Regions from separate parts of the Homo sapiens genome. Here region 2 is linked to region 1. A link is a loop called in an ENCODE intact Hi-C map of the cell type or tissue named here. Cell type or tissue: ovary. All regions are shown on one strand.

Region 1 (2,500 bases):
CCAGTAGATCTTTTAAAGCAAGGCAGAAATCTTCTGTAATACAGGTAAACATTTTTAAAGTGTGTAAATGCTTCGTGCTAATGAAAATTCAGGTAAAGGAGCACAATTGGTGGGAAAGACTAATTGCCATTTTCCTTTGACAAAGCAATATTCATCAATGTTAAAATTGTATATACATTGTGTCCTTGCAACCTTGCTTTGGGGATTCTATAGAAACAAATGCTTCAATACATAAGGACTTAAATATGTGAAATGTTTACTACAGCTGTATTTACAGTAGGAAAAATCTGAATGTGGAAATACTGAATAAATTGTGTTGAATCCATATCACAGAACATGAATCAGCATTAGAAAGAAGTTAAGGCCGGACTCAGTGGCTCATGACTGTAATCCCAGCATTTTTGGAAGCCGAGGCAGGAAGATGCTTGAGCTCAGGAGTTTGAGACCACCCTGGCCAACATAGTGAGATCTCATCTCTACAAAAAATTTAAAAATTAACTGGGCATGGTAGCACGCACCTGCAGTCCCAGCTACTCCAGAGGTTGAGGTGGGAGGATTGCTTGAGCCCAGGAGGATAAGGCTGCAGTGAACCATGAAGAAGTTAGGGCTACACAATCACTTTAAGAAGATTTCTGTGATGTGTTAAGTCGGAAACTCAAGTATAAAATATGATTCATTTTGAAGGGTAGCAAAAAATTATGTATGTGTGCCTGTATGTGTGTATGCACCTATAACTATATATATATATATATATATATATATATCCTGTATTAACCATACAGCATATATACAAAACCATATAACATATATAAGTATATATATAAAACCATACAACACAGATATACCCAGGTGACACACATACACACATGTATAGTTGCATGGGAGAGGGAGAGAAAGAGAGATGACGGAAAGAGGTAAAAATAAGAGATCCAGGGGCAGGGGGGAAGAATTGTTGGGTAGATAAATGCCCACATTTATATTTCTACGCTTAGGAGAGATTTCTGAAACTGGGGCAAATGCTAAGCAAAATTTTGAGACTGTTTATAACCTGGAAAAGAAGTAGGGCAGGGGCAGGAATATAAAACAAAAGAGCTTTGTCATTAGAGAGCCAAAGCTCTGCTATTGAGTAGCACAATAACATTTACTACAGCCACAGCCAATGACTCTGATTTCAAAGGGCAACAGCGCCTAGGAAGACAGTCGCTTGATAACCTCTCTCCTAACACACCCAGAAACAGAGGAAGAATTTTGTTTTCTCTAGATGGGGAGTGTGTCTTTCCATTCCACTATAAAAATGGAACATATTATGACTGCATCAAGTCCAAGGCAAGACACAAGTGGTGCTCGTTAAACAAGACCTACGAAGGATACTGGAAGTTTTGCAGTGCAGAAGGTGAGTGTCCTGTCTCTAAATACCTCAGAGCAGTAATCTTGGTCTCTGAGGCTGGGATCTGAGGCAAAACACAAGAGGGTTCTGAAAATAGAATCCATAGCCAATTAAGTTGTGAAAATAAAGGATGTTCGATTTCTGACGATATAAAAATCACATTGCACCATAGATATGTTATGAGCATTTCAACCACATTATTTTGAAAAGAATCTTTTTAATAGAACAGCAAAGTGATGTGGGATCTGAATCCCCCACCAATATTGTTCCCATGTGCCTTTGGTGAAATAGGGCAGAGCAGATGATACTGAATAGGAAGCAAAAGTGTGTATTTGCGCGTGTGTGTGTGAGCGCACCAGTGTGCATACATGTATGTCTGTGTGAGTGTGCATGTGTATGTGTGCACATTTGTTCACGTGCATGCACATGTGTGCATATGTGTGCATGTGTGTGCATGGTGTGGTGGAGGTGGGTGCAAATTAGAAAGGTTTCTTACTCTGCTTCTTCCTCTTCCTCCTCTGCAGATTTTGCAAACTGTGTATTTCCCTTCTGGTACAGACGCTTGATCTACTGGGAGTGTACTGATGATGGGGAAGCATTTGGGAAAAAATGGTGTTCACTGACCAAGAATTTTAACAAGGACCGAATTTGGAAATACTGTGAATGATGGTGAGATTTACCAGGGGAGGGGGATGAAGACGTTTAATCATTCTCCTTGGAAAGAACCTAGAGTTTTTGTTGGCAGAGGAGAACCCTTTCTCATTAGAGAGGGTTTTTTTTTGTTTTTTTTTTTTTTCTGGGATGTGAGTTGAAGGTGATCTAACTATAAATAACTAGAGGTTTTCGATTCAGGATTATGGGGTTTTAATATGGAAATCTGTAGTTTAGCCTCAGCACTTTAATTGCTAACTGTGTAAAATTAGTCCCTTTTAAAAATTAAGTCTATGGGGTAGGCGTGGTGGCTTATGCCCATAATCCCAGCGCTTTGGGAGGCCAAAAAGGAAGGACTGCTTGAGGCCAGGAGTTCAAGACCAGCCTGGACCAACATAGCAAGACCCCGTTTCTACAAAAGAAAAAATTTAAAAATGTAACTAGGCATGGTGGCACACACTT
Region 2 (2,500 bases), 170 kb before region 1:
TCCCTCTGCACACCATGTCCCCACGTGCTGTCATTCCTCCCTGCTTTTTTTTTTTTTTTTTGAGATGGAATCTCACTCTGTTGCCCAGGCTGGAGTGCAGTGGCACGATCTCAGCTCATTGCACCTTCAACTTCCCAGGTTCAAGCGATTCTTCTGCCTCCACATCCCAAGTAGCCAGAATTACAGGTGCCTCGCCACCAAGCCTGGCTAATTTTTGTATTTTTAGTAGAGACCGGGTTTCACCATGTTGGCCAGGCTGGTCTCGAACTCCTAATCTCAGGTGTTCTGGCCGCCTCAGCCTCTCAAAGTGCTGGGATTACAGGCGTGAGCCACCACACCCAGCCTCCTCCCTGCTTCTGAACATGCTTGACCCCGGCCTACAACACTGTCCCTAACCCACCCTGCCCAGCAGGCTTCCCTCAGGCCCCAACTCCTATTGCACCTGCTTAGGGAAGCCGGGTGCCTCTCCCTTCATGTGTGAGAGGAGGTGCGTGTCCCCAGCACTTGAGTCAGACTGTCTTTTATGTCTTGTCACATGGTAAAGAGCCTCCCTAACCAGACATAAGCTCCTTCCCACAGAGCCAGGGCTGTGGGAGGTCCCAGCCTTCTTAGTCTTCTTGCCTAGCTCCCAGCACTGGGGCTGGCCCCTAGGAAGCCCAGGAAATCTGCCATGAAAGAAATTTAAATGAGCACTTTCAGATTTTTTTTTTTCACTAGTCAATCATGGACTCATTTATTTACTCAGTAAGTATTTACAAAGGACTGATTACGTGTTAGCTACTGGATTTTAGGTGCCTGAGATCTGGTAGGAAACAAATCAGACAAAAATTCCTCTTTATAGAACTTAGGTTTTTTGGGTTTTTTGTTTTTTGTTTCTTGTTTTTTTTTTTAAAGACAGGGTCTTGCTCTGTTACCCAGGCTGGAGTGCAGTGGTGCTCCTGGGCTCGGGATCCTCCCACCTCAGCCTCTCAAGTAGCTGGAACTACAGGCATGTACCACCATGCCGGGCTAATTTTTGTTTACTTTTTGTAGAGATGGGGTCCTACTACATTGCCCAGGTCGAGCTCCTGGACTCAAGTGATCCTCCCACCTCAGCCTCCCAGAATGCTGGAATTACATGCATGAGCCACCACGGCCAGCCTGATTTCTTACATAATCATATATCCATCTGAAGTTATTTTTTTCCTCTAAAGATTGTGTTTTCAAATACAATGTGATGGTGTTAGCAGCGTGGACTTCATCCCCTCTTGAATTCTTGATGTCCTGAAAGCTAAAAAAAAATTAACGGAAAAGGGGTTTGGAATAATCCCTGCTGTTCAGCAGAAAGGACAGGTGGGTTAAAAAGTATGACGCAGTGAGTCCAAAATCTCTTTGATGTCACGCCTCTACAAATGAAACAGATAACGACAAGAAATTCTTTCAGCTTTAACATTTCATGATTACAGTTTAAGTCTAACAAAAAAGTGTTCGGAGGATTCTTGACATCAATTTTGTACCCCCAATTGAGACCTTATCAAGGAGGTTAAATAGCACGTTAACGTCCTCTCTGCAGTATTCCTGTGGAGGAAGGGAGCACTTTAGCCATTTTACACACATTGACATGATTAGCCCAGAGAGGTTAGGTCGGGCCTCGCCAGGTCACACAGGGAGGTGGGGGTAGGGCCAGGCCTGGGACCCTAAGGAATGTTTTTGATTCCTAGCAGTTATTTCTTCCCCATTGCCATATCGTGCCTCCTGAGTGTGTGTCCGTGTTTGTGTATTTATAAATATGTTTTCCAAATAAAATCAGTGTCCTACTGTATATAAAGTTCTGTTTTCTATTTCAAGTGATACTACGACTGCTTTTCTTTCTTTTGAGACGGAGTTTTGCTCTTGCTGCCCAGGCTGGAGTGCAGTGGCACGATTTCAGCTCACCGCGACCTCCACCTCCCGGGTTCAAGTGATTCTCCTGCCTCAGCCTCCCAGGTAGCTGGGATTACAGGCATGCGCCACCATGCCCGGCTACTTTTGTATTTTTAATAGAGACAGACACTTTTTTGTTAGACTTAAACTTTAATCATGAAATGTTAAAGCTGAAAGAATTTCTTGTCGTTATCTGTTTCATTTGTAGAGGCATGACATCAAAGAGATTTTGGACTCACTGCGTCATACTTTTTAACCCACCTGTCCTTTCTGCTGAACAGCAGGGATTATTCCAAACCCCTTTAATTTCTCCATGTTGGCCAGGTTGGTCTCAAACTCCCGACCTCAGTGATCTGCCTGCCTCGGCCTCCCAAAGTGCTGGGATTACAGGCGTGAGCCACCACGCCAGGCATGACTGCTTTTCTTGCACCATTCCTAGCCTGGTCACTTCCCCTCTGTCTCCAATGGCTGCCTCCAAGAGACAGGCAAACTTTCCCACTCTCCAATTTCCTCACCTCTCAGATGGGGGCACAGTGATGAGAGGAAGCATGTTCTTCCACCCACTCTTCCCCACGTGCCAGGCACTCAGCAACGGGCT

Evidence for each region. A loop is a pair of places that touch in the nucleus more often than their neighbours do. Peaks named below come from ENCODE experiments on the same cell type or tissue, not always from the same donor. Only the 100,000 strongest peaks of a DNase experiment are listed, where the experiment ranks them.
Region 2: a loop joins it to region 1, with 9 times the contacts of the local background. A loop is called at or near these places in 22 of 110 quality-filtered maps.

The regions. Positions count from the first base shown.
Region 1 is chr19:47,976,266-47,978,765 of GRCh38, reverse strand. It overlaps BSPH1 (binder of sperm protein homolog 1), which reads left to right. Exons shown (of 6, transcript NM_001128326.2): 4 at 1,262-1,393; 5 at 1,912-2,056. The coding sequence ends at 2,054. Among named protein-coding and RNA genes, the nearest start is that of BSPH1, 15 kb to the left of the region's middle. In ovary, no CTCF peak of the experiment used is centred here; no DNase peak of the experiment used is centred here.
Region 2 is chr19:48,146,036-48,148,535 of GRCh38, reverse strand. All of the region lies in intron 9 of LIG1 (DNA ligase 1), which reads left to right. It overlaps LIG1-AS1 (LIG1 antisense RNA 1), which reads right to left. Exons shown (of 3, transcript XR_007067281.1): 2 at 2,418-2,500. Among named protein-coding and RNA genes, the nearest start is that of LIG1-AS1, 1.4 kb to the right of the region's middle. In ovary, no CTCF peak of the experiment used is centred here; no DNase peak of the experiment used is centred here.